Regions from separate parts of the Homo sapiens genome. Here all the other regions are linked to region 1. A link is a contact called in ENCODE Hi-C or POLR2A ChIA-PET data. All regions are on one chromosome and are shown on one strand. The core of a region is the stretch at or near the end of the contact, and the rest is flanking DNA. Distances in the headings are between cores, read along the strand shown. Region 1 holds the start of KIF21B (kinesin family member 21B). Region 2 holds the start of ZNF281 (zinc finger protein 281). Region 3 holds the start of RNPEP (arginyl aminopeptidase). Region 4 has its middle 66 kb from the start of LINC00862. Region 5 holds the start of TIMM17A (translocase of inner mitochondrial membrane 17A). Region 6 overlaps NR5A2 (nuclear receptor subfamily 5 group A member 2).

Region 1 (2,700 bases), core at 101-2,600:
CCACATCCCTACCTTGGTGAGCAGCTCCAGATTGGCACTCTGCCGCCAAGACACCCCTCTCAAAGAGAAAAACCCAAAGCAAAAACTGGGAGAAGTGGTGAGGTGTGAAGCATCTCCACCCAGCACAAAGAACACAGATGGCTCAATTTCACAGCATTTCCTGCTCCTGCACCTTTGTGTACCCCTCCCAATAGAACCCACCCAGCCATGTCCTCTCCCTGTCTCATTTCTGCCGGCTCAAGTCCCGGAGCTGTTGAGAATGGAACCCCAGATAAGTCTAGGCAACCCTCCCCTGCTCAATTTTATCTGAGTGCCTGAGGATGGGGCATCTGCATCACACCCTCCTGCCCTCTCAGAGAGAAGCACCTCAGATACACCTCTTCCTCCCTTCCTAGGCCCATCTCCTCTTGGGACAGGACTGGTAGGATTCTCCCCCAAAGCCATTGACTTCCCACAGAAGGCCAAGGCATCATCCCAGCTTTTCCGTTGGTCCCCGCACCCGATCTTTGTCTGCAGATCTGGCTCCCAGGGTGGGTGTGCTGCCTTTGCTAGCTGGACCAAGAGCACATAACTAGCTGACTCGCATGGATGAGGGGAAATTTCCCTCTCTGGTATCCCCGTATGAGACAGCAGCCTCGTGGGGAGGCGAAGAGGAAACGCACAGACGCTCCGGCCTGGGCCAGAGCTGGGTGTGAAATACCGGATTTCCTTGTTTATTCGATTTTCTGATCATTAAGGGCTCCCAAGAGGGGCCCAAAATTACCACCCAAACAAAGCCACCTTCCAGTAGTCGGCGGGGTCGCCGCTCCCCTGCGGCAGACTGGCCAGCGCGCGGCGCCCTCCATCCCGTCCCACGCCGGCCCCTCCTCCGGGAGTGCAGGCTCCAGCCCAAGCGGTGCTCGCGCCCCCCGCCCAAAGCCCACGCGAGACAAAGCCCGAGGCTTCTCCGCGCGCCCCCTTCCCCGCCCCGGGTCCCTACCTGACGGCCACCTTGACGCAGCAGTCCCCCTGGCCGGCCATGGCCCTCTGGAGCTAGGGTCTGGGCGTGGATCAGAGGCGGGGGTCTGGGGGCCAATGCCCGAGGCAGCGGCTGCGGCTGCGGGAGGCGGGGGCGCGGGCGCGGCTGGCGGAGGCTGCGGCGGCGGCGGCTGGAGGTGACATGCTCGCGGGCGGCAGGCCGAGGGGCTCACCCGCGGCCGGCCCCCCGGGGCTGGGCCCGCGCGCCTCCTCGCGCCATCGGGCGGCGGCGCGGAGCTAGCTGACAGCCGGCGGCGCGACCCGCCGCTCCCTACGGCGCGGCACACGCGCACACACCTCCCACCCGGCAGCCACCTCCCGCCGCAGCGCGAACAAAGGGGGCGGGGGCCGATCCGGCCCCGAGCCCGCCCCGAGCCAGCCCCGAGCCCAGGCCGGGCCCCGCCCCGCCCAGGAGCCGCCAATCGAAAGCCCTAATGAGCAGTGGGGGCGGGACTCGCGCCTTTAAAGGGACCTCTTGGCTCGCGGCCACGGGGTGGCTGGGGGTAGGGGGCGGGATTGAAGGGTGGGGGTGGGGGTAGGGGTGGGAGTAGGGGTGGGGGCGCTGGACGCAGACCACGTTAGAACCTCGGCTCCTGGAGTAGCAGAACCTCGGCTTCAATGGGACCCTCATTTCATAAATGAAGAAACTGAGATTCAAAGAGGGGAACTACCGAAGGTTACAGAGCGAGTTCGTGGGTAAGCATGGTAAGAACCCTGGTCTCCCGGGGATCCCACAGCGATTGACGGTTTATAGTTCAAAAGAGCCAGGAAAGCTTCCCTTCTGCATTTATTCCAGTAAATTCGCCAACCCTTCTCGAAGGGAGTTCTTGCTAGCCCCTAACTAAAATTTCCCCCACCTCCACCCTGCAGCATCTTAAAGCTCATGTTTTAGTTGATTCCTGGCCAGGCTCCTAGCCCAAGACTAGCCCCTCCCTACTGCTAGACGACTGTCCCATTGACCTTTATGACCCACAGATGACCCCACTGGGCCTGGCTCACACTCTGCTTGTTGTGGCTGTGGGGCCAGAGGGTCAGTGTGGGAGGCCTGAGCTGCCCTGGGGGAAAGGAGGGAACAAAGGGGGCCCTCAGTTCCGAGCACCTGGGTAGAGAGGCTGGGCGGTGAAGTGGGTGGGGAAGGGAAGGAGGGCAGCTGCCTGCAGGAATGGGTATAAAGGACAAGGAGGACCATGGAGACTTTAACGCTGGGCCTGGATGGAGGAGGAGACCAGTGCTGCAAAGTCACAATTCCCTTCCCAGTCCATCTCCCTCCCTCTGAGCCCAGACGCCTCTTCCCTGCCCCCTGCCTCCCAACATTGGGGCCATTCACAGGGCCCCTCACCAGCTGCCCTCACTTCACCCAGCTCCCTCCCCTGGAAAGGGCCCAAGAGGAGGACCCAGCTGCAGCCCCAGATGTGGATGGGGATCTCTGGGGGAGGGGAGGAAGGGGAGTCTGACTCCAGGCCTCTTACATTACCCTCAGATGATGAAACCATGTCAGAGATTTTGGCAAGGGTGTGGACTGGGGTCTGAGGATGCATCTGTTGGTACCATCTTCCTCCCCTTCCCTCCTCCACTCACACCCCCCTCCCCGCCAATAACTGCTTCATGCAGTAGCTCAGATCCCTGTTTGGCTTGACCTATTAAGGTCAAATCAAAACCAAAGATAATTTCAAGGGCAAATTT
Region 2 (2,700 bases), core at 168-2,667, 610 kb before region 1:
GCTTCAACAATCTATCAGTCCTTGAAAAATACTGTTGGCAAGTGTCACACTTATATGGCTTTTCTCCACTATGTGTCCTCTTGTGTCTCTCCATATGGTACTTCTGAATAAACTTCATGCTGCACTGATCACATCCAAATGGCTTCTCTCTACTATGAATTTTCTCATGTCTCTGTAGTAGGTATTTCTGAATGAAACCCATACTACACTGGCTGCACTGGAAAGGTCTTTCTCCTGTATGAATGAGGACATGTCTCCGCAGGTGATAGGAGCTTCGGAAAGCAGCACTACAGTGATCACAGATATGAGGTTTCTGACTTGGGGAGAGGATGGCACCTTCTCCATCTCCAACCAAAGAAGGTTTGGAAGATGCACTTGGCTTCCTCTTGGCTTTGATTCCCTGAGATTCTGGCTTTGGCCTTTTTGCCTTTTTGACATTAGTGTCCTGCTTTGGCTCCTCAGTGCCATGGTGGTCATCAGTCCTGCTACTGCTGCTGAGTAATACGTCACGGTGGTGCTGGGCTGGTTGCTGCTGGACATGCTGGTGGAGAATACTGAGGTCCTGGATGACGCCGTGACTCCCCCCTTCACCGCCTCCTAGGCCTGGAGACCTCTCTTCAGCTCCAGCGAACAGCCCCCCATAGTGGTGGTGGTGATGGTGGTGGTGGGACTGCTGCTCCTCAGGATCCGCGGGTTTCTCCTGTTTGATGCTAACCAAAGACTGCAAGAACCCCCAGGAGGTCCTCTGCGAGGGGAAGGCCGCGGCTGACGCCGCCGGCTCCTTCTTGAAAGTCATGTCCGGGGCTGGCGGAGGGGGGGGCTCAGCGGCCGGGGCTGCGGAGGTAGAGGAGGATAACACGCATTGCGGGGGAGGGGCGGCCGACCCCGCCGGCCGGGTGAAGCTGGTGACCGGGGGAAGACGGTGGTTGAACATAACCATACCCTGGGGAAAGGTGGGTTCCATCTCTGCCCTCCTGCCGCTGCTGCCGCCGCCGCCGCCGCCGCCACTACCACCGCCGCCGGAGCCGCTACCACCGCTACTGCCGGTACCTCCGCCGCCACTCAGGAACCCACTGCCGATTTTCATACCCCGGAGGAGGCCTGGCTGAAGAAAGGAGGAGGAAGAGGGAAGAGGGAGGAAAGGAGGTGGAACCGGGCCCCGGGCCGGGACCACCGCAGCGCTAAGGACCCCGCCGCGCCGCCGCCCAGACCGCAACGCGCCCAGCACTAATTCCCAGCCCAGTCGCCTCCGGCACCGGCACGCATGGTCCTGCGACTCTTCCCCAGGCCTCGCCCTCTCCCTCCTGGACCCACCGGCAATACTTACGGGTCCCGCCGCCGCCGCAGCCGCCGTCGCCTCCAGTTAATAAAAATAACGCCGTCCTCTCCACAATGGAATTAAAAGCCTCCCGTGTACTGCGCAGCCGCGGCGCAGTGTCTGCTGGGAACTCCTCGACCCGGCCAGAGGGGAGGGCTAAGGAGCCAGGGCGCCTGCGCCGCAGCTTCCGCCCGGCCTGCCTGTCAATCACTGGGGCCGTTGGGCGGAGGCGGGGGAGCAAGGGCAGGGGAGGCGGGGATTTGGAGCCCTGCTAAAAAGGGGCTTTCGAGGCGAACAGGCGTGATTGGTGGGCTGCACTGAAGGAGATGAAAGTGGTTGAGGGTTTCTGGGGGAAAGACGCTCAGGAGGTGGAACCCAAGGGGCGGGAAGTTACGGGGGACTGTACTACAGCGTGGCGTGGGAGATGCAGAGAAAGGGGCTGGAAGAGAAGGTGAGGGAAACTGAGGATTCAATGTTAGGGCTTTCTTCACTCTAGGTTTTGCAATCCAGGTCTTGAAATAAAATTCAAACCTAGAAGTGGATCATTGAGGGCACTTTTGATTCTATCAAGAAGCATTCAACTCCAAATGCTCAACATTTATTAAAACAGGTGCTTATGTTATCCCTTTGAATTTGGAAGCACTAATAATGGGCGCATATCCTTTGCATTTATGGGAGGAGCCTGCTTTGAAACCGCAATTAGTGGTACCGTTGCAACAAAAAAAAAAAAAAGAAAAAGAAAAAAACTTGTCTTACTGCCAACCTTCCTGAAGGCTACTGGAAGAGGAAACCGAGCGTAATCCAGGTGCAGCAGTCCTGTAAAACACGCCCACACACATACTTCATTATCATTACATCTTATTTAAATGCCCCCGTACCTTAGCCTGGCTAATCAGTCTGTTTGCCACGTTATGAATGCCTGGCCCTTTATATTGTTTATGAAAAATTAACCACCAGGCCATTCTAAGAGCTCTGCTAGGATCAACTCTTTCCTCGCCAGTACAGAATACCGAGAAACTCATTGCAAATTTAGAAATTTTTCTTGTAAGGGAAAATTATGAAGTAAAATCTTAAAATCAAAGTTATATCAACAAAATCAAACAACAAATATTTATTCAGTGTCTAATGTACACAAGGCACTCGATTTCATGTTAAGCATGCAGAAATCTAAACCAGACACTTTCCTAGCAAAGGATATTTATAAATGAGAAATTTTAAATAAAAGAACTAGAACTATGACAACAGCTTATTTACATAGTATGTTTTCTTAATGAAGTTACATGTACATCACAATGTTTCTAGCTAAATAACTTCTCATAATTAAATAATAAATTCTCTGGGAAATTTCACAATCGAAACCATAGGGATTATTTACTAATACT
Region 3 (2,700 bases), core at 52-2,551, 960 kb after region 1:
GAAGGATCAGGCTAGGCATCTCTTCGTTGTGCTCCCCAGCATCCTTTTCTTCCCGTATCAAGCGCAGCACGTGGAAGTGTCGTGACCTGTTTTCTTGTGCGTCTGCTAAAATGTGAGTTAGGCTATGAACACCATAGGAAGAGGAATTGTGCCGGACTTATTCAAACTGTACCCCAGGCACTTAGCTTAACAACTGGTGTCTAGCAGATACTCAGCAAAAGTGCATTGCATCGAAGACTGAATAATTTCAAGATAGGAGTATTCAACGTCTAATATGTACCAAGCGCTGTTCTCAATGCTACAGAAAAGCAGGTTTCTAAGGTTTCTGGAGTTAAACAAAAAACCCTGACATTGAACTTACATGGAATATTAAAGTCATTATCTACCATAAGCATTATTTCATGAAATAAAATAATTTCAACTCTACAAAACTAGGAAGCACAGAACGGAATACTATTTCCCTTAATGAAAAACTCCCTACATTGTTCTTTTTAAAAATCTCATTTCCTAGCTGAACGGTAAAAACATCATCATTGATTAGCTCCTATTCATAGAAGGCCCATTGCAACCCACTGGTACAGAAGAGAAACAAAGTATTCAGCGGAGAATACCCTAGCTCAATAAGCGGTACAATACAGTAAGGGAAATAGAAGTGACATGCGATGGACAGCCAGGCCTTAAATTGCGCGGTGCTGATTCCTGTCCCTTAACCCAACAATAGAAAGATAGGCGTGCCTGGAGTTGCTGGGGGACGAGGCTCGATCCAGTGTGAATTCCGTGAAGTTGTGCAGGGTTTCACTGTTTGCTGAGTGTGTTAGACAGGTTACCTGGTAGAGTTCTCACATTACTTCGTGAGATACACAGATATTATGACTCTATTATACTGGTGCAGAAAAAGGCTCGGGAAGATTCATGTTTCTTGTGCGACTTGCCCAAGGTGACACACAGTTCTAACAACTGGCCTATCGCAGGGTGTGAGATCTGGAACTCAGACCTTCCCAGCCAGGGCTCAGTCCACGCCACTGCCTAGATGAGGCAGCAGGAAGGGTCAGCAGAGAAGGGTGCCCCACCGGGACGACTGGAACACCTCAGTAGGATATGGGTGGGCAAACGTGGGCCACACGATCCCACCGGCCTCTTTTGTCCTAAGTCCCGAGGCACGGGTGCAGCTAGAAGAGTGGGCGGTAAAGCGCAGGGAGGGGATGCGGTCGGGAGCAGATTTCGGGGGCGGGGCCCGCGCGGCGGGGGCGGGCCCGCGGCGCTCGGGGCGGGGCTCCCCTCGGGTTCGCGGCCCGGCCGGTGAGCAACGGCTCTGCGGCCATGGCGAGCGGCGAGCATTCCCCCGGCAGCGGCGCGGCCCGGCGGCCGCTGCACTCCGCGCAGGCTGTGGACGTGGCCTCGGCCTCCAACTTCCGGGCCTTTGAGCTGCTGCACTTGCACCTGGACCTGCGGGCTGAGTTCGGGCCTCCAGGGCCCGGCGCAGGGAGCCGGGGGCTGAGCGGCACCGCGGTCCTGGACCTGCGCTGCCTGGAGCCCGAGGGCGCCGCCGAGCTGCGGCTGGACTCGCACCCGTGCCTGGAGGTGACGGCGGCGGCGCTGCGGCGGGAGCGGCCCGGCTCGGAGGAGCCGCCTGCGGAGCCCGTGAGCTTCTACACGCAGCCCTTCTCGCACTATGGCCAGGCCCTGTGCGTGTCCTTCCCGCAGCCCTGCCGCGCCGCCGAGCGCCTCCAGGTGCTGCTCACCTACCGCGTCGGGGAGGGACCCGGGGTGAGTGCGCCCCAGACTGCGCCCGCCGCTGCCTGCCTGCCCTTCCGGCCCCCAGCCGCCCTGCACCCTCACCTACCCCACCCGGGAGGAGGGACAGGGAGGACCCTTCCAGAGCGTCCCTAGAGGGGCCTACTCCCCGCGCGCCGCCTCTAGGCCTCCTCCCCTTGCTTCCTCTTTTCCTCCCGGGCTGCCTGGTTTCCTTCTGGACTTCCTCCAGCCACTGGGCGGTGCATCCTTCACCCTTTCCGTCCTTCCGCGTCTCCTCCCTGGCCCTGGAGGCTTGTCCAGATTGCGCCGCATTCCCGCTCATCGCACACTGCCGTTTCTAACATTTTCCGTGGCTTTCTAGATGACCTGTTGTTCATGCACTTCACTTAGTGCCCTCTTGGACTTTTGGGCCGAGGTACCTGATTATCAGCCACCTTATCTCTGCTTTATGGTGGCTCTAGAATTAGCCAGATGTTGATCTAGCTCTTTGTTCTGTGTTGCCTTCTAGTTCCACGGTTAAAGCTCTTATCTTTGTTTTTGTTTCCTCCTGTGAAGTCCTGGATTTGATTAACGAAAGAATTTGAGTAAAAGTGAGAACTGGAATTAGGGTGCTATAAGCATTATAATAATTTGGCCTTCTCACTGTTGGTTAACTCTTTAATTTTTTTTCGGGACGGGGCAAATATTGGAAATAAGAGGATGGAGTTATGTGGCTTATGTCTGTAAGAGTCAGAAAATCCTTCCTGGAGAGTCCTTAGGCTGTGGCTGCCAGTTATCTCTCAGGTAGAGTTGGTTGCAAGTTTCATAGTAAACTGCTTGCTTACAGTTTAATCTTTTATTTATTTATTTGAGGCAGAGTCTCACTCTCGTCCAGGCTGGAGTGCAGTGGCAAGATCTCGGCTCACTGCAACCTCTGCGTCGTGGGTTCGAGCGATTCTCGTACCT
Region 4 (2,700 bases), core at 80-2,579, 720 kb before region 1:
ATCTCAATTCACTGCAGCCTCCGGCTCCTGGGTTCAAGCAATTCTGCCTCAGCCTCCCGAGTAGCTGGGACTAAAGGCGTGTGCCACCACACTCTACTAATTTTTTGTATTTTCAGTAGAGACGGGATTTCACCGTGTTAGCCAGGATGGTCTCAATCCCCTGACCTTGTGATACACCTGCCTTGGCCTCCCAAAGTGCTGGGATATAGCCACAATGCCCAGCTATAATTATTTTAAAGTTGGATGTTTGACTTCTTTAAGATTTAAACACAGGCTTAATTTCATCACTAAGAATTACTAGCATCACATCATATACCCCATTAAACAAATGAGTCTATCCTGAGACATTTACAATCATAAACCATATTAAGACCTAGAGTCTGCTACTTAAAATTCTTTTTTTTCTTTTTTTTTTTTTTTTTGAGACAGAGTCTTGCTCTGTCGCCCAGGCTGGAGTGCAGTGGTGCGATCTTGGCTCACTACAACCTCCGCCTCCCGGGTTCAAGTGATTCTCCTGCCTCAGCCTCCCAAGTAGCTAAGACTGCAGGCATATACCACCACGCCTGGCTAATTTTTGTAATTTTATTAGAGATGGGGTTTCAACTTGTTGGCCAGGCTGGTCTCTAACTCCTGACTTCAAGTGATCTGCCCACCTCAACTCCCCAAAGTACTGGGATTACAGGTGTGAGCCACCGTGCCTGACCAGCTACGTAAAATTCTCATATTTGAATTGGCTAGACATGTTTAAAGAAGAAAAAAACTATCCAGTGTGCATAAAAATTGTAGCATGCCTCTGCATCCATGCTTCTCATACTTTCACAGGAAATGAAAGTGATACTTAATTATCAAAATAAAAATCCACAGAATCTACATGTGCAAAACAACTTCCTTTTTCTGTTATTCTCAGTCACCTAAGGACAAGAACTGAAAGAGATCTTTTGGCTGTTGGTTCCAAGAAACAAAAGTATTTTCCTATTCAGAATAAGTAATCTCTTAGGGTAACTTATATACTATTTAAACAATGATACTATGTAGTAAAATAAAATACTAATCGCCACTCAAGAAATTATATTTGATTTGATATGGAATATGTAAATGCCTCTGAGTCAACCAATAATCAAGCTCTGTGCTTTTCTCTCCATGGTGCTCAACTTCTAACAAAACGTTGTCTTTCAATTTTTGTGACCTCAAAGTCCAGGACTGCTGATTCAATCTCACGCTACTCCTCTACGAATATTTTAGGGCAGTTTGATGGGACATTATGTCCACAATCTATCCAAGCCAAATCAAGGTTATTGACAGGATCTCACATAGATAAATTTCACCTTTAAAAGTTTTCCACCGTCAGGAAAATGGGGCTGCTACAGGCTGGTGTTTATGCTGCCACCTCTCGGCCTTATAAGGAAATACATCTCAGGGAGAGGAAAGGAGAATTCTTGCTGCAAATTATATTCCTATTGTATTTATGTTAGGGCCCATGAATGCTTCTTAAATGGGGAAAGAGGAGCTCACAGCCTGCAGAATATTATGAAAGCCTGAATCCTCTCTCCAGAAAAAAAAAACACATACACAATAGTTTTTTGTAGATAAATTTGGACGTCTTGAAGCCCATCCATGTCCCACTTTCTATACTACAAATTCAGCAGAGCAACCTCATTTTTCGTGTTGTGACAAAAATTCTGTAAAATGGAAGAAACTGGACATTCTGGGAGGATGGTTAGAATATAAGATACCAATAGCATCTTATTCAGAAGAAAAATTTTGACATCAAATGATTTTTAGTTCAAAATTAGTAGTGTGTTGGGGGAAAAAAAAACCGATAAACTTTTCCCTGCAGCCAAGAATGTTTGGATTTTGTTTCAAAGTTAATCAATTGGAAAGGCTCTCTGGGAATTCTGGGTGGTATTTCCAACAGAAACATTATGCTTTTGACACCTCTATTGTTGATATGTTAAATCCTCTGGCAGTTGAGTTTTGGATCAAGTAACTCGGTGGGTCTGCTGCACGTGGTCTGTTTATTTGTTTAGCTTATAGAAATGTCTTCTGTGTTCCTATGAATATTTTTGCAGCACAGGTTACACAGAGCTGTCAGCTGCCTCCAAGTGTTTTAAGGACGGATGCTTGACTTGTTTAAGATTTAAGCACAGGCTTAATTTCATCACTAAGAATTACTAATGGCACATAATATATACCATTAAACAAATACATCTATCTTGAGACATTTTATTGTCATCAGCCATATTAAGACCCAGAATCTGTTTTGTGTGTGTGTGTGTGTTTTTTGTGTTTTTTTTTTTTTTGAGACAGAGTCTCACTCTGTAGCCCAGGCTGGAGTGCAGTGGCGTGATCTTGGCTCACTGCAACCTCTGCCTCTGGGGTCCCGGTTCAAGCAATTCTCCTGCCTCAGCCTCTTGAGTAGCTGTGATTACACGCATGCATGACCATGACCAGCTAATTTTTGTATTTTTAGTAGAGACGGGGTTTCACCATGTTGGCCAGGCTGGTCTTGAACTTCTGACCTCGTGATCTGCCTGCCTCAGCCTCCCAAAGTGCTGGGATTACAGGCGTGAGCCACTGTGCCTGGTCAAGACCCAGAATCTTAATATCTCTACTTAAAATGCTTATATTTGAACTGGCTAGGTTTGTTTAAAGGTATCAATGGGAGAGCATATCCCAGTGCTCTCCAAATCTGGAGGCCTC
Region 5 (2,700 bases), core at 163-2,662, 930 kb after region 1:
AGGCGTGTGCCACTGCGCCCGGCCTCTTCCATTATTTATGACATTGACTTTTCCGTAAAATAAATATATACATATTTTTAAAGTTAATTACAAACGTACAGAATGGAGAGGAGCACTTTAACAGCCATCACATGATTGGGATTTTGTTGACAGTAAACTAAAAGCTCCATGGGTCCCAACCTTTTTTTTTTTTTTTTTTTGACAGTGTCTCACTCTGTCACTAGAGTGCAGTGGCATGATCACAGCTCCCTGCGGGGTAGATCTCCTGGGCTCAAGCTATCTTCCCGCCTCAGTCTCCCGAACAGTCAGGGCTACAGGCACGTGTCACCACGCCCGGCCTGGTCCCCATAAGTCCCCTCTTCTCCGAGCCAAACATCTTCACACCTTCTGGTGATCATTAGTGGAGAGGCCTGTGAGAGGCTCTGGTGTCAATGTCCCTGAAATCGAGGGCTCCAAATTGGTCATGGCTCTCCAGATGGCCCAAACAGTTCCAGTTCACAAACATTTATTGAGCATCTACTACATTCCAGGCACTGTGGTTATTATAAATCACTGAGACACTGTTTGCCCTAAAGGAGCTACGTGTATTTGGTAACAGCTTCACAGTAAGTGACGAATAAGATAGCATTAATCCACATTTGACAGCAAAAGTACCAAAAAAGAAAGAAAGAAAAAGAAGAGAGAGAAAGGAAAGAAAAGAAAAGAAGAGAAAGAAAGAGGCCGGGTGCGGCGGCTCACGCCTGTAATTCTAGCACTCTGGGAGGCCGAGGTGGGCGGATCACGAGGTCAGGAGTTCGAGTCCAGCCTGATCAACATGGCGAAACCCCGTCTCTACTAAAAAAACATAAAAATTAGCCGGACCTGGTGGCGCCCGCCTGTAGTCCCAGCTACTCAGGAGGCTAAGGCAGGAGAATCGCTTGAACTCGGGAGGCGGAGGTTGCAGTGAGCCGAGATCTCGCCGCTGCACTCCAGCCTGGGCGACAGAGCCAGACTCTGTCTCAAAAAAAAAAAGAAGAAGAAAAGAAAAAGAAAGAAAGAAAAAGGATGGAAGGAGAGAAGAAAAGGAAAGGGGGAAGGGAAGGGGGAAGGGAAGGCGGAAGGGAAGGGAAAGAAAGAAGCGTATTTAGGCAGTATCGCGTTGATTTCAGTCCACGGAACCTCTGGTGACCGGGTAGTGTGACTCCGTCATTGGTAGCCCCCCGCCCACACAGCCGGGACTCGCGGCCTTTGAGGACGTGGGCAGGGCCAGTCTCGCCACGCCGCGGCCAATGCCCCGACCACACGCTGGCCACAGGAGTCCTGGCTCCCATTGGCTGCAGCGGGAAATGGTGAACCAATGCTCATAGACCTTAACGCCCTCCTCTCGGGATCACTTCCGCCTCTGGGGTCAGGCTCCGCCCAGCTTGCCCGGCATCACTCGCGGCATTGGAGTCAAGATGGAGGAGTACGCGCGAGAGCCTTGGTGAGCTTCACCGCTGTCTTTGCATTTCTCTTGCCCCCCTGCCCACTGCCCTCCTTCTCCCTTGTCCAGGCTCCCAAGGTGCAAGCCAGACTCAACCGCAGCCTCGTCGACTTGGGCCTGGTAACTGGGCAATGCGGTCTTTCGCGGCCAGTCGGCTTCTTAGCCCTGTACTTAGTACCTCCCCGGCCGCGTGAGCCTCCCTCTCCCAACCCAGCACCCGTGTGACCTTGTGATGGATGGTAAGGAGGTCCAGACTTGAGTTTGATAGAACCTCGGAACCTCCTCCCAACGCAGGGCGTAATCGACTTTATGCGGGGCCAGTTATAATCCCCCCTGTTCGTCGAGGTGACCTTGGGCGCGTCCCTCCGTCTCGCCTTGCTCAGTTCCTGCGTTGAGGAACTGAAGAATAGGCATTTGAGGGAGTGTCATTCTTGAGGTTTTACTTGTATCATGATATGTGTCCACAGAGTGAAGCATTTTAAATGAATGGAACATAGATTTTAGCCAAGGGGTCTGGATAAGCTTCTTTATTGCGTGGGGCCTTGTTTTCCTTCTTGGAATTCTTTCTTGAGGGTAGAGGGGGACAAAAATTACCTGGGAAATAGGAAGAGGTAATAGCATGTGTTCTCTGAAAAGCCATGGACAGAAATTCATTGTTACATCCAGCGTTTATTGAGTATGAATAAACCAGACACATAGATAATTATAAAACGATGTAATTGCTGTCAGAAGTCTCAGGTTGCCAGAGTTTAAAGTTTCTAGGGTCATAGGTAAAAAATCAAATCTTGATATTTCGGTTAATCATTTGTTTTATTGTGTAAGAGCAACAACCAAGATGTCCTCAATTTGTGAAAGTGCCCAGGACCTTAAATTACTACTCTGGTATCCTAGCCTTGTTGCATGTTTTATGTTCCCCTCTCCCATAAATGGCATACAAAATATAAGTTTTAGGGTCTCCTGGCTCTTCAAACTTATCTTCTTCAAAGCAGTTATCCTCCATTCTGGATTGTGCTCAGATATGTAGGACTCAGCACACTGTAAATAGCTGTTTGATGTACTATAATGACACAGGTTAGCAGAGAGTTAAAATATTTAACTATGTTGAGTTAAAGATCTTAGAAAAATAAGGCCGGGTGTGGTGGCTCACGCCTGTAATCCCAGCACTTTGGAAGGCCGAGGCGGATCACGAGGTCAGGAGTTCAAGACCAGCCTGGCCAGTATGGTGAAACCCCGTCTCT
Region 6 (2,700 bases), core at 135-2,634, 870 kb before region 1:
TCCTGCACCACAGCCCAAGAGGAAGATCCTCTTTTCCCCAGCAAACCAGGTAGCAATGACATCTGCAAGGTTAGCCTTTCTATTTGCCAGTGTCCCTGACAATTAAAACAGTGAAAATAATTCATGCATTGCCAATCTTAATTACACTCTTGCTTTCGTTTATTCCTTTTGCTACTTTCCTGGCTGGTGTTTTGCATGTTACTTATATGCAGTAGTACTTATCTAAAGCCTACTTTAGAGTAGTTGTCCTTACAAGAAATGGAAGTCTAAGTAGAGTGGAATAGCATTTGGATGATTACAGATTCTCTGTGAATTCAGCTAACACTTTCCTCAAGGTAGCACTCATGCTCCTGTTAAAAGTACATTCTTTCCACATGCTTTTTTCACATAGTTAAAAAGAAATCCTTCCATGACATACTGAACCCTAATACCAAATAAGCTGGTGCTTCCCCTGAGCCACATAGGAGAATGTTGGCTCTGAGAATGTCGCAGCATCCCTGCACTGCTGTGATGTGCAGTCAACAGAGGGTACGAGCTCTGGCAGAAAACCCAGAACAGGATATTATGCACAGTAGGGGCTTTCCAACCCAGCTGTTCCAAGCCCTATAGGGTCAAAATGATGGGGAAATCCAGAATGACAGTAATTATGCCATCAACCTTACGGCTCCCTGCCAGAGAGGTTGCTGGTTAGACATCTATACATCTAGTAGCTGTTTAATACATTTTTTAAAACAGGTATAGTGAAAGAATGCATTTTAAGCAGGAATTGAAAATGTACTAAGAATGAGACAATAATGTATGAGCAAGTACTTACTTTGTTTCTTACTTTAGGTAAGAAAAAATAAAAGGAAGGAGGAAAGGTATGGAGGGGGAGATAGAGGGATGGAGGGAAAAGAAAAGGAAAGAGAAGTAGATAGAAAATCAAACACAGATGAAAGCAAAGACAATTATGATTATAATTATTTCATTCCCTAATCATGTAAGATTTGAATTTTCTAATTAAGAAAAAAGAACAAAATTAGTTCATATGTCAAAAAGAGGATTCTAAAATTGCACTGACATAAATGTTATTCTGTGATTCAGTTGCATTCTTAAATTGGTGTGTTATTTATGCAAATTATGGTAAGAAAAATAATTTTGGATATTTTTGTTTTACAAATATATTTTTCACTTTCACCACATTATTTCCAGAAGTATCTTTCCTTCCACAGGGGTTCCCTGTCTGCTCTTGCTTCCTCCAGCTCCTCAATATATGTACCTTTCAGGGTTGTTTCAGCAGTCCTGAAGTTGTGTGTGTGTGTAAGCATGATTAAGAGTACTTTTGTGGGAGTGTGCTATTGCCAGCCTCACAGATGGTGTTATTTCCTGTGTTAGACTTCCTACTTACTGATAGCTGGGCTCACACTTGACATCCTCTCTTAACTGCCTCTAGACCAAAACATGCAAAGTCTTGCAGTGTGGGAGGGAACCTGTGGCTGTGCATTGGGTTCAGTTGATAACAATAATCACCAGCCCTGATGAGTCACCAGAGAGCAATGGGGTGATACTCAAGTACCAGAGAGATGGTGGTGGTCTCTGGTGGCCCCACCACTGTCCACCACTTGCAAGTAGATAAACTGGTCATTAAAGGAGCTGTGGAGAGCCAGATGCAGTGGCACATGCCTGTAGCCCCAGCTACTGCAGAGGCTGAGGCAGGAGGAACACACAAGGCCAAGAGTTTGAATCTGACCTGGGCAACATAGTGAGACCCCTATCTTTAAAAATAAAGAAATAAGTAAATTTTTAAAAAGAAAGGCATTATGAGAGTTTCAGCAGAACATTTAGGAAGGGTCTTCTAGAGATAATGATGGACAAGTCAGTAAGCTGCTTGTTCACACACTAATGTCCAGTTCATGTTGACTGCTATCTACCCACGTCTTCTCTTCTGGCACCTGCCTTAGTGGCTGGAAGCTCTCTCAGAAGCTTAAAAAGATGCTTTTATTTTACCTACCCAACAAGGTTTCTACGCATTCCAGCCTCCAAGGAGGGGTGGTTCCCCTTTGTGAACTGAGATTTAGGAATATCTATGTTTACAACTCCGGGACTAAGATTCAATAAAGCTTCAGGAGGGTGGAAGTGCAGCTTGTGAGGGCAAAACTTTAGAATCCAGTGGACTTCTTAAGGTCATCTGAACAGTGAGAGTAAGTACTAGGCTCTTATCCCACTTCCACCACCAACCAATGCAGAAGTGGGATTAAGATTGATAATCCTGAGATAGCATTAAATGTTTTGATACAGGCATGCAATCCATAATAATCACATCAGATAAACAGTTGTTCTGTGCACACAATCTAACATTTATGCATTTTTTCTTTAAAAAACCTTTCTGCATCCAAATGGCACATTCATTAAGTTTAAAATGAAGCACAAAAGATAGAGATAAAATGAAGCAACTCTATAATTATATAAATTATAAATCTTACTGTAATAATTATACAGTAGACTTGGAGAAAGACAGGCCTTTCAAGAATTGGTTTTTAGAGATGTGTCTAATGCCTTAAAGAAGTGTTTGCTTTAAAATCTTGAAAAAGCCTCATGTAGAAGTGAGATGTTGTAAAGTCATCATTGGCTTTGGCCACTGCCAGGTCGACTACCAGTTTGCTATTTGTGATGTATTTCACTATTTTGGAACTTACAAAGCTATTCCTGATTTCCTTCTGT

Evidence for each region. A loop is a pair of places that touch in the nucleus more often than their neighbours do. ChIA-PET counts read pairs that join two places held with the same protein, here RNA polymerase II (POLR2A). Pooled maps may share reads with other maps.
Region 2: a map of CD8-positive, alpha-beta T cell shows a loop between it and region 1 (14-fold over the local background). The contact joins the promoter of ZNF281 here to the promoter of KIF21B in region 1. A Hi-C loop is called at or near these places in 3 of 168 maps with a recorded cell type or tissue (CD4-positive, alpha-beta T cell, CD8-positive, alpha-beta T cell and naive thymus-derived CD4-positive, alpha-beta T cell), 8 of 37 single-sample maps with no recorded cell type and 11 of 50 pooled maps. POLR2A ChIA-PET finds 5 or more read pairs at or near these places in 2 of 52 experiments (A549 and activated CD8-positive, alpha-beta memory T cell).
Region 3: a loop to region 1 is called in a map of B cell, with 20 times the contacts of the local background. The contact joins the promoter of RNPEP here to the promoter of KIF21B in region 1. A Hi-C loop is called at or near these places in 1 of 168 maps with a recorded cell type or tissue (B cell) and 4 of 50 pooled maps. POLR2A ChIA-PET finds 5 or more read pairs at or near these places in 1 of 52 experiments (activated CD4-positive, alpha-beta T cell).
Region 4: a loop to region 1 is called in a pooled map, with 3 times the contacts of the local background. The contact joins the enhancer-like site here to the promoter of KIF21B in region 1. A Hi-C loop is called at or near these places in 1 of 168 maps with a recorded cell type or tissue (B cell), 2 of 37 single-sample maps with no recorded cell type and 5 of 50 pooled maps. POLR2A ChIA-PET finds 5 or more read pairs at or near these places in 1 of 52 experiments (T-cell).
Region 5: a loop to region 1 is called in a pooled map, with 6 times the contacts of the local background. The contact joins the promoter of TIMM17A here to the promoter of KIF21B in region 1. A Hi-C loop is called at or near these places in 1 of 168 maps with a recorded cell type or tissue (breast epithelium), 1 of 37 single-sample maps with no recorded cell type and 8 of 50 pooled maps. POLR2A ChIA-PET finds 5 or more read pairs at or near these places in 2 of 52 experiments (OCI-LY7 and activated CD4-positive, alpha-beta T cell).
Region 6: a map of B cell shows a loop between it and region 1 (6-fold over the local background). The contact joins the enhancer-like site here to the promoter of KIF21B in region 1. A Hi-C loop is called at or near these places in 2 of 168 maps with a recorded cell type or tissue (B cell and naive thymus-derived CD4-positive, alpha-beta T cell), 2 of 37 single-sample maps with no recorded cell type and 9 of 50 pooled maps. POLR2A ChIA-PET finds 5 or more read pairs at or near these places in 1 of 52 experiments (OCI-LY7).

What each region holds. Positions count from the first base shown.
Region 1 is chr1:201,022,364-201,025,063 of GRCh38, forward strand. It overlaps KIF21B (kinesin family member 21B), which reads right to left and starts at 1,351. Exons shown (of 35, transcript NM_001252102.2): 1 at 980-1,351. The coding sequence starts at 1,020. LOC101929305 (a long non-coding RNA gene) reads left to right here and starts at 1,586. Exons shown (of 4, transcript NR_188464.1): 1 at 1,586-1,722. RefSeq lists an enhancer at 1-153 and silencers at 758-807, 1,208-1,567, 1,919-2,076.
Region 2 is chr1:200,408,619-200,411,318 of GRCh38, forward strand. It overlaps ZNF281 (zinc finger protein 281), which reads right to left and starts at 1,418. Exons shown (of 2, transcript NM_001281293.2): 1 at 1,328-1,418; 2 at 1-1,105. The coding sequence starts at 1,087. RefSeq lists enhancers at 667-1,244, 1,245-1,822, 1,823-2,400, 1,947-1,996, 2,672-2,700 and a silencer at 1,427-1,606.
Region 3 is chr1:201,981,347-201,984,046 of GRCh38, forward strand. RNPEP (arginyl aminopeptidase) reads left to right here and starts at 1,302. Exons shown (of 11, transcript NM_020216.4): 1 at 1,302-1,767. The coding sequence starts at 1,321. RefSeq lists an enhancer at 938-997 and a silencer at 1,208-1,887.
Region 4 is chr1:200,306,287-200,308,986 of GRCh38, forward strand. No RefSeq gene overlaps it. Among named protein-coding and RNA genes, the nearest start is that of LINC00862, 66 kb to the right of the region's middle. Within about 2 kb of position 1,330, at least 2 of the 41 ENCODE cell types and tissues checked have a DNase peak (open chromatin) inside an H3K27ac peak, as active enhancers do.
Region 5 is chr1:201,954,091-201,956,790 of GRCh38, forward strand. It overlaps TIMM17A (translocase of inner mitochondrial membrane 17A), which reads left to right and starts at 1,413. Exons shown (of 6, transcript NM_006335.3): 1 at 1,413-1,462. The coding sequence starts at 1,437. RefSeq lists an enhancer at 1,402-1,691.
Region 6 is chr1:200,152,932-200,155,631 of GRCh38, forward strand. The region is part of intron 7 of NR5A2 (nuclear receptor subfamily 5 group A member 2); the gene reads left to right. Among named protein-coding and RNA genes, the nearest start is that of NR5A2, 130 kb to the left of the region's middle. RefSeq lists an enhancer at 675-744. Within about 2 kb of position 1,385, at least 5 of the 41 ENCODE cell types and tissues checked have a DNase peak (open chromatin) inside an H3K27ac peak, as active enhancers do; they include B cell and OCI-LY7, where a contact is called at or near this core.